Linked DNA regions of Homo sapiens: region 1 is linked to region 2. Evidence: read pairs that join two places in POLR2A ChIA-PET (ENCODE). Cell type or tissue: A673. All regions are shown on one strand. Each heading gives the region's core, and the rest is flanking DNA. Links, peaks and the distances in the headings are about the cores only.

Region 1 (6,619 bases), core at 1,485-5,484, 180 kb after region 2:
AAACTGAAGAATACATGCAGTATGATTTATTTTATATAATGTTCAAAAGCTTGCAAAAACAGCATATTGTTTACAGATGCATATTTTGGAGGTAAAATTATGAAGAAAAGCGAGATCATTATAAACAAAATTTAGGAGGGGGCTGGGATGGAGAAGGGCATGCAAAAGGGCTTTAACGGTGTTGGTTGTAATCTGTATCTTAAACTGGGTGTGGGTAGTAGGGTGTCCAGTTTTTATACTCTGTTCATGTGATCTCTTCTTTTGCAAGCATTTAATATTTAATTAAATTTTGAAAAACTAGATGTGGCAGAGGTCTCCTGCAAAAAAAAAAATTACAAAACGTTATCCTCCTAATCCCAGAACTCAAAACTCATCAACTCTCTCTGTTTAACAGTCAGACAAACAAACAAACAAAAGGACCAAGTTTACATATAGAGCAAATATAGATGGAGAAAAATGACCCAAGTGCCCGAGTTTCTCTCTCTTCTGGATCACATTTGTCTTTTAGCAATTTTTTTTTTTTTTTTTTTTTTGAGATGGAGTCTCACTCTGTCACCTAGGCTGGAGTGCAGTGGCTCCATCTCAGCTCACTGCAACCTCCACCCTCCAGGTTCGAGCAATTCTCCTGCCTCAGTCTCCCGAGTAGCCAGGACTACAGGTGCGCACTACTGTGCCCAGCTAATTTTTGCATTTTTAGTAGAGATGGGGTTTCACCATGTTAGCCAGGATGGTCTCGAACTCTGACCTCAGGCGATCCACCTACCTCAGTCTCCCAAAGTGCTGGGATTGCAGGTGTGAGCCACCATACCCAGCCTAGCAATTTTTAAAAATATTTCATTTAGGCCAGGCACAGTGGCTCACGCCTGTAATCCCACCACTTTGGGAGGCCAAGGCGGGCAGATCGCCTGAAGTCAGGAGTACAAGACCAGCCTGGCCAAAATGGTGAAACCCCATCTCTACAAAAAATGCAAAAATTAGCTGGGCATGGTGGCAGGCATCTGTAATCCCAGCTACGTGGGAGGCTGAGGCAGGAGAATCGCTTGAACCCAGGAGACAGAGGTTGCAGTGAGATCATGCCACTGGCACTCCAGCCAAACTCTGTCTCAAAAAAAGAAAAAAAAATCATTCATTATTGTAGTCACAAATACTTCTTCAGCATCTCATAAACCAGGCAATAAAGATAAACAAGGACAGATGCTGCACAGCAAAAGCACTGGAGGCTGGAGGAGCACAGGGCAGCCACAGGCAACTGGGCCTTGGGACATGTACTTCATTTATTTATTGTATTTTTTGTACAGATGGGGTCTCGCTGTATTGCCCAGGCTGGTCTTGGACTCCTGGACTCAAGTGATCCCACCTCGGCCTCCCAAAGTGCTTGGATTACAGGCGTGAGCCACCACTACCACTGGGATACGTACTTTAGAGCAAGCAGTGGTCCCTAAACTTTTTGGCACCAGGAACCAGTTTTGTGGAAGATAATTTCTCCATAGACAGTTTGGTAAGGGGGATGGTTTGTGGATGATTCAAGCACATTACACTTATTGTGCACTTTCTTTCTTTCTTTCTTTTTTTTTTTTTTTTTTTTGAGATGGACTCTCGCTCTGTCGCCAGGCTGGAGTGCAGTGCCGTGATCTTGGCTCACTGCAATCTCCACCTCCCGGGTTCAAGCGATTCTCCTGCCTCAGCCACCCGAGTAGCTAGGACTACAGTTGCATGCCACCACACCCAGCTAATTTTTGTATTTTTAGTAGAGATGCGGTTTTACCATGTTGGCCAGGCTGGTCTCGATCTCTTGACCTTGTGATCCACGCGCCTCAGCCTCCCAAAGTGCTGGGATTACAGGCGTGAGCCACCACGCCCAGCCTGGGCACTTTATTTCTATCATTATTACATTGTACTATGTAATGAAATAATATACAACTCACCATAATGTTGAATCAGTGGGAGCCCTGAGCTTATTTTCTTGCAACTGGATGGTCCCATATGGGGAGGATGGGAGACAGTGATAGATCATCAGGCATTAGATTCTCATAAGGAGCACACAACCTGGATCCCTCACGTGCTCAGTTCACAATAGGGTTCCAGCTCCTATGAGAATCCAGTGCTGCTGCTGAGCTGACAAAAAGCAGAGATCAGGTGGTAACGCAAACTCTGTTTGCGTACTGGGAGTGGCTGTAAATACAGATAAAGCTTTACTTACTGGCCTGTGCTCACCTCCCAATGTGCAGCCTGGTTCCTAACAGGGCACAGACTGGTATTGGGGTGACGGATTGGGGACCCCCTGCTTTAGAGAGTAGTAAGAGCAGATGTTTGTTGCATGGCAGGCCATATTCTAAGCATTTTACATATTCCATACAACATGTAGGAATTCACTGGATCCTCACCGTGCAACAATCCTAATGAGGTAGGTGTTATCATGATCCCCATTTCACAGAAGAGGAAATTGATAGGCACAGAGGGGTCGAGTGACCATCCATAAGGTCACACAGCTTGTAAGTGCTGAACCAGGATTCAAAGCCTGACACACTGGTGTTCCTGACCACCACACTCTGCTGCCCCTCATGCTTCCCTGAGAAGGTGACACTCTGGCTGAGACCTGAGCGATGAACACCAGTCAGGCAGCAATAGAGGAAGGAGATGGATGAAAGTTCAGGCAGATGGGGATGGATGAAAGGTCACCTGAAGGTCATACAAGGAACTAAAATAAACATTTAGCTGCACAGAGTGTGAAAGATCCATCCAGCTGAGAACAGTCCTCCTTCGTTTCTTTCTTTTGGACCTTGGCTGAGAAGGGCAGTGCAGGGATGAGGCGAGGTTTGGGGGAGGTGGTTCGAGCTCTGTGATCATTTTCTCTGGGTGAGAGGCAGACCTCGGTGCCAGGATCTGAGGGCTTCTAAAGGCCCTGGCAACAGCTACCAGGGCTCCTGAGAAAGTCCCCAGGCATCCAGGACCCTGCAGGCTTGGCAGCCCCTCAATCCCCTCTTGGCCTTGTTTCCCAAAGGACCCAACATCAATCAGGCACAAGAGCCTAAAACACGACCTAGCAAACAGCTGGCAAACTATTTTTAAAATCCAATTTAAAGTTGTATATGTATAAGCTCCAGTGGATTTCTCTGGGGAATTCTATCTTTCAAGTGGAAATTTTTTTTTAAGTCAAATAAGGTAATCTCTATTTTGATTCCCATCAAACCCCAGTGCGGGGCCCTGCAGCCAACGGTAAGTGCTAATCCACTTTAAGCACAAGCAACTCAGAGCTTGGGAGTCAGCGAGCCTCCAGGATCCACAGAGAAAGGTCAGGACTGCTGATATTTATCGTGTTAACGCTGTTAGTGTGTGTTTGGCTCTGTCCAGCACAGGAAAAGAAAGAAAAGACATGAATTTTGCCTGCTGGAGTGGAGAAGAGCCAGGCTTCTGGGATCTGCCCATGAGTTGTGCAGCTCCCTAAACCTTAGATTCCCTCTAGCCCTCTTCCAAAAACATAAATGTATAAATAGAGGAACCAAAAGAGACAAGAGCAGAGAGCAGGGTTCTGAGGCAGGAAATGGAGCAGAGAGAGCGAGAGGCAGGGCAGAGGGATGGGGAGGCAGCAGGCCCAGCACTCCACAGCCTTCTAGGCTAAGCTCAGCCACTGCCTTTTTTGTGATTCTGCAGCCACCAAGCTTAGGCCTCAGGCGCTGATGGAGAGATAAAGCATCGTGTGACAGGGCCAGCAGCACAGTGTACCCTGCAAGGTCGGCAGCTCTTTGCTTCTCCCAACAAACACCTTTTTCTGCATTCAGCCACCCAGATTTATTTGTCTCGGCTTTTCATCTTTCTGAGATCTAAAGTTACAAATTGGACAGACAGAGCTAGAGAAGGATTTCTCCTGCATTTTCTTCCCTACAGTGTGCTCTGCAAATGTCATTGCTCCTGCCTCACGGTTTTTGTCTAAACACAAACAAAACACAAACTTTAGGGTAATCTAAACGGACCCTTGGCTACCTAGGGGGTCGGATCTGCCGTGGCTACCCTTTCCCCCACCCTGCCCCCACCAGAGGCATGTTCCAAGCAGGCCAAGGTATTGAGACATTGGGAGGAGAGAGCAATGCTGGACAGACATCCTGGGGTGGAGGGGAGAGGGTCCCAGAGTGAAGGGAGAGAACTGGAAGGAAGCTCCCGACAGAAATGCTTTGTAATTTGCCTACTGTGGAGGGGCCCACAGAGGTTACAGGAGGCTGCTTTCAAGAAGGAAGGCAGTTCCACTGGGAGGGGAGAAGGGCAGGGAGCCCTACCTGCCCCTTCTGTCTGCAGTCATGATGTATGTGACCATAGTTTCACCAGGAAGTTCATGTTCAAGTCTAACCATTTAAAAAGCCATTCTTGGCTGGGCACAGTGGCCCATGCCTGTAATCCCACACTTTAGAAGGCTGAGGCAGGCGGATTGCTTGAGTCCAGGCTTTCAAGACCAGCCTAGGCAACATGGCAAGACCCCCATCTCTACAGAAAAATACAAAAATTAGCTGGGTTTGGTGGCACACACCTGTAGTCCCAGTGTCCAGCCAGGAGCACAGAACAGTCATCTGTGACCCCACTCCCTCCTGGTTTTCCTCTCCCAGGTCTGATCACTCCTTCTCAGCCTTACTGCCGGGTTCCTCTTCTTCCGCCCAACCCTTAAGGGTAGGTGATCTCTAGAGTCCCACTCATTTGGCCTACACAATTTCCTCATATCGAGTTTCAACTGCCACTTTCTCTGATGTTGCTGTCTTCAAAAGCAAACTGCTCTACGTCTCATCTACCTCATCCATCTTCAACCCAGAATTCTTGAGCACTAGATCCATAGATCTACTCAATGTGTTCACATGCAGCATGTTCCTCAACTCACCATTTTCTTTTTTTATTTTTATTTATTTATTTATTATTTTTATTTTTATTTGAAATGGAGTTTCGCTCTTGTTGCCCAGGCTGGAGTGCAATGGTGCAATCTCGGCTCACTGCAACCTCCGCCTCCTAGGTTCAAGTGATTCCCCTGCCTCAGCCTCCCGAGCAGCTGGGATTACAGGCATACACCACCACATCTGGCTAATTTTGTATTTTTAGTACAGACGGGGTTTCTCCATGTTGGTCAGGCTGGTCTCAAACTCCCGACCTCAGGTGATCCACCTGCCTCGCCTCCCAAAGTGCTGGGATTACAGGTGTGAGCCACCACGCCCGGGATTTTTTGTTCGGTTTTGGTTTGTTTGTTTTTTTTTTGAGACAGAGTCTTGCCCTTGTCACCCAAGCTAGAGTGCAATGCGTGATCTTGGCTCACTGCAACCTCCGCCTCCCGGGTTCAAGCGATTCTCCTGCCCCAGTCTCCCGAGTAGCTGGGATTACAGGCTCGTGCCACCACGGCTGGCTAATTTTTTGTATTTTTAGTAGAAACACGGTTTCACCATGTTGGTCTGGCTGGTCTCAAACTCATGACCTCAGGTGATCTGCCTGCCTCGGCCTCCCAAAGTGCTGAGATTACAGGTGTGAGCCACCGTGCCTGGCCTCAACTTATTATTCTCAAAGCTGAACTCATTATTTTCTTCCCCATCCTTTTCTGGTCTTGAACTCTCTCTCTCCTTCTGAGTGTTCCCTTGGGCAGAATTGCCATCCACTCAGTCACCCAAGGCAAACGCCTGCACTGTCTCCTTAATCCCTCCTTCTTTCTCATTCGTCTCATCCAATCAGGCACCAACGCTGTCAGTTTGTCTTTTCAATAACTTTTCCTATCTGGGGCTGCCCCTCCACCCCCACCATCACCTCTTAAATTTGAGCCCTGCTCTGTTGCAGAAATCTTCTTACTGGTCCCCTCGACTCTAGTCTCTTATCTCCTCTCCATCTTCCAGGATGCTTCCCTGGTGGTCTTCAGAAAAAACAAATGATTTGGTCACAATGCTTTCATTAATGCAGCTAAAAAACAAGGTTGTCCTATGTCAGAACAAACCATAATCTCCCATCTGAGGGATTCCTCTTCTCTCTCTTCGTTGTCTGTCCATGTTCCTTGTCTGCTTTCAAAATATTTATTTATTTTCGCTGGGTTCGGTGGCTCACGCCTGTAATCCCAGCACTTTGGGAGGCCAAAGCGGGCGGATCACCTGAGGTCAGGAGTTCGAGACCAGCCTCACCAACACGGAGAAACCCCGTCTCTACTAAAAATACAAAAATTAGCCAGGCATGGTGGTGCATGCCTGTAATACCAGCTACTCGGGAGGCTGAGGCAGGAGAATCGCTTGAACCCGGAAGGCAGAGGTTGCAGTGAGCCGAGATCTCACCACTGCACTCCAGCCTGGGCAATAAGAGCGAAACTCTGTCTCAAAAAAAAAATTTTTTATTTTAAAAATACGTTTTTAAAAATTAGACTTACATTCACCTAGTATAGAAAATTCAAATAATATAGAAAAGTGTCAAACAAAAAGCAAAATTTACCTTCTCCCTCCAGTCCCCAGAGCCACTCTCCAAACGCTACCACCATTTGTTTTGAATCGTTCCTGAAAAGTCTACATATACCTGTATACCTCTTTTTAATCTAACACAAATGAGATCATATTACCTTGCATATTGTTTTCTGGCATAACGTATTTAGAAGTTTCCCTATCAACATATATACTTCTAC
Region 2 (4,000 bases), core at 1-4,000:
CTTACAGCAGCCTGTGCAATGTGGTCCCTTCTGTGTGTCCAGCTCCATCCGTCTCTGGTCACTCTCACTAAACTCCCACTAAACTATTAGGCAGAACCAATATCAAACAGCTGAGAGTCAACCATTTCTTACCTACAAAAATGGCAGTTTCTTATTGTTCGACCTAATACTTCTGGATGCCTGAAAACACCCAGCTCTTTCATATCTCCACACCTTTGCACATGCTGCTTCCCATTCCTGGAATATTCTCCAACCTCATCTGCTTGCTAGCTTCATCTCACCCTTTATTACTCAGCTCCAACACCTGTGCCTCCAGGAGGCTTCCCCTGTTCCACCGTGCTGTCTGTTATCCCCATCCTTAGCACACGCCTCCAGATGGCAAGTAAATGAATGCTTTTTCTTTTTTAAGATGAAGCCTCGCTCCGTTGCCCAGGCTGGAGTGCAGTGGTTCAATCTCAGCTCACTGCAACCTCCGCCTCCCAGGTTCAAGCAATTCTCCTATCCTGGCCTCCAAGTAGCTAGGATTACAGGCTCCCAGCACCGTGCCTGGCTAATTTTGGTATTTTTAGTAAAGACAGGGTTTCACTATACTGGCCAGGCTGGTCTCGAACTCCTGACCTTGTGATCCACCCACCTCGGCCTCCCAAAGTGCTGGGATTACAGGCGTGAGCCACTGCGCCTGGCCCTGGCTAATTTTTGTATTTTTAGTAAAGACAGGGTTTCACTATGTTGGCCAGGCTGGTCTCGAACTCCCAACCTCAGGTGATCTGCCTGCCTTGGCCACCCAAAGTGCTGGGATTACAGGCATGAGCCACTGCGCCCGGCCTCTTTTATCTCTATCTTTTATTACCTAGCACTTGAAAAACAAACAAATATATCTGGATTGTATTTAACTCAACTGATACCTTGCTTCCTGGACCCCTTTCAGCTGAAAGGAGAACTTGTTCATGGACATCAGAGAAAACCTTGCCCAACCAACAGCCACCTCTCTCTTACCACCCGGTAACTTATCAGTCTCTCCTACTAATGGATTCTCTCAGATCACTGATGGCCTTTTCTCCTTCATTTTTCATTTTGCACTGGGCCCCCCACTTATCACCTCCTTGAAAGGTTCCTCTGATAAATGCATGTCTACATTAGCCCAGTTTTTCCCAGGCCTCTTTTTGTCTGCTTCCCTGGCTTCTTTAAGCACCCATTAGTCATAGATGGCCTATTCTGTTTAACAGAGTCCTTCTTGCACAGACCCTCTATTCCAAGAGTTCATTTATACTGGGATTCTGAGTCCCTATGCGGGTTACAGCATCAACCTGAGCCAGGGTAATAACGTTCTGGGCCCCACTTTACAGATAGAGGCAGGGAACCTTGCTGGCCTCCATACTATCCTGTGGAATCCAAGGTTACTCATTCATTCTATTGGCCACTGAACAGCATTTATTGAGCCTCTAATATGTGCTAAGATTTATAGATACAAAGATAAAAGACAGTCTCTACACTCAAGAAGATAGTCGGCTGGTCTCCGTGCCTGACGCCTGTAATCCCAGCACTTTGGGAGGCCAAGGTGGGCGGATCACAAGATCAGGAGATTGAGACCATCCTGGCTAACACATGGTGAAACCCCATCTCTACTAAAAATACAAAAAATTAGCTGGGCGTGGTGGCGGGCACCTGTAGTCTCAGCTACTCGGGAGGCTGAGGCGGGAGAATGGCATGAACCAGGAGGCGGAGCTTGCAGTGAGCCGAGATCACACCACTGGACTCCAGCCTGGGCAACAGAGCGAGACTCCAACTCAAAAAAAAAAAAAAAAAAAAAGAAGACAGTCATAGATTACTGGGTAAATAATTTTATCTATTAAATAAATAAATAAATACTGTTCTTTGGGGACCATGCAATCCTTTATTTTTCTTTTCTTTTCCTTTCTTTTTTTTTGAGATGGCGTCTCGCTCTGTCGCCCAGGCCGGAGTGCGGTGGCGTGATCTCAGCTCACTGCAACCTCTACCTCCTGGGTTCAAGCAATTCTTCCGCCTCAGCCTCCCAAGTAGCTGGGACTATAGGTGCGTGCCACCATGCCCAGCTAATTTTTGTATTTTTAGTAGAGACGGGGTTTCACCGTATTGGCCAGGCTGGTCTCGAACTCCTGACCTTGTGAGCTGCCCGCCTCGGCCTCCCAAAGTGCTGGGATTACAGACGTGAGCCACCATGCCCGGCCATATTTTTGTTTTTTTTTTTTTAAAGAGACAGGGTTTAACCATGTTGCCCAGGCTGATCTCAAATTCCTGAGCTCAAGTGATCCTCCCATCTCAGCCTCCCAAAGTGCTGGGGTTACAGGCTTGGACCACTATGCCCGGCCAATCCTTTATCTTTCCTGCTTCCTTTTTATTTCTGGACTAATCACTATCCCTGGACCCTGCTCTGGGGCAGATTCTCACCTTTAGCCTCCATGAGGAGGTCAGTTCTCCTACTCCTTCTGGTCTCAGGGAGACCCCAGGTCTCGCCCACACCAACCCAGGGACCCAGAAGGGCAGGGCGGGGCAGGGCTCTCACCACAGGCTTTCCCAGCTGAGTCCAGCAACACACTCTGCACAGTGGCCTTTGTGAGGACAGCGCCCCCAGCCCGCTGAATCACAGGGATGGTGTGGAAGGCAATTTCACTGGAACCCCCTCGGGGATAAAAGCCTCCTTTCATGTAGTGGTTGACCAGCAGGGCGTGCATGGAAAAGGCACTGTGGTTGGGGGTGACACCTGCAGAAGCAAGGAAGGGTGGTGAGCTGGCAAGAGAAGGCACCAGCACCATTCAGAAAGGAACGTGGAATTCTGTGAGATAACACACAGCCCAGTCTATCCGAGGAACCACATGTTCCTCAGGGTCCAAGGCAGCCAGAGGAGCCTTTCCATCTAGACATGGGGTACCTTAGAGATCTTGGCGCCAGTAGGAATACCCCCCCTGCAAACTGCCATGCTGCCAAGACCAAGGAGGATAGTGTTGCTTGAATTGAAAAATCATCCAAGGCATGGATGAACAGAATTTTGACCAAGGAGTCCAGCAGGTGGCCAGACTTCTCATCCACAAGCTCCAGAGGGCCTGGGGTTTACACTGCTCCATATCAGTCAGCCAGGCAGGGTCGAGAAGAAAGATTGAGAGATGAGAGGGCAGCCGTTCCTCCTCCAGAAGCTGCCCAGAGCCCAGGCCCAGTACCCACCGTAAGTGGGGAAGATGTAGCTGAGTACTGCCTGGAGCTCAGAGGAGGCCCCCAGCTGCTGCAGGACCTCAGCCAGGCTCTGGGTGGATGCTTGAAGGAATGGAGAGAAACGAGTCAGCAGCCCACACCTGTCGAGGAGCTGAACCACGGGCAATGGGAGGAATTTCAACAGGATGGCATGAGGGGCTCCACTGGATACCACCTGGGGGAGTGAATGAGGACAGCAGGCCTCACCTCTAGAACCGCTTTGACAGAACTGCTATCCCCATAGCCTGGACCAGCCCAAGAATCCAGCAACACTTACCCCTGACTGAACTTTGCTGAATTTGAATATTTTTAAAAAATCTATACTCTGTGAATTTTTCCCATCCTACACTCGGATGAGTCCTTTTTTTGCTTTTAATTTTCCTGCTCAAATTCCTTTTCAAAAATCCCAATCTGGTCTCGGATGCAGTAAAAAGGAGTAGTGATCTGATGTCATGGAAGCCAGCCTAGTCAGGGAGGAGAGCAGGGCATCCCCAGAGGCCAGGGTGACAGCAGCAGCCGTGGAGCCAAGGCTCCAGAGAGAGAGAGACAGAGAACTGGATGGACTTGGGTGGAGGCTGAGCTAAGAACAGATGTGACTCTTCCTCCCTTCCTGCCTCCCGCACTGCACTCTCCACCCCCAGTGCCTCCACTAATAATAAAGAAACCCAGCCTTATCGAGAACAAACTCTGGGTCCTCAGCATGTCCATGTTACCTTAACCAGCTTTATATACTTGTCAATGATAGCTTCCTCCTGTGGAAACTTCTCCTTGAGGC

What was found. Peaks named below come from ENCODE experiments on the same cell type or tissue, not always from the same donor. Only the 100,000 strongest peaks of a DNase experiment are listed, where the experiment ranks them.
Region 1: POLR2A ChIA-PET joins it to region 2 with 13 read pairs; 25 of 35 experiments call an interaction of 5 or more read pairs at or near these places.

The regions. Positions count from the first base shown.
Region 1 is chr2:85,521,126-85,527,744 of GRCh38, forward strand. No RefSeq gene overlaps it. Among named protein-coding and RNA genes, the nearest start is that of PARTICL, 14 kb to the right of the region's middle. RefSeq lists a silencer at 6,064-6,255. In A673, for the core only: no CTCF peak of the experiment used is centred there; no DNase peak of the experiment used is centred there; H3K27ac peaks cover 480 bases.
Region 2 is chr2:85,346,842-85,350,841 of GRCh38, forward strand. RETSAT (retinol saturase) reads right to left here. Exons shown (of 11, transcript NM_017750.4): 3 at 3,939-4,000; 4 at 3,199-3,400; 5 at 2,543-2,740. Among named protein-coding and RNA genes, the nearest start is that of RETSAT, 5.7 kb to the right of the region's middle. In A673, for the core only: no CTCF peak of the experiment used is centred there; no DNase peak of the experiment used is centred there.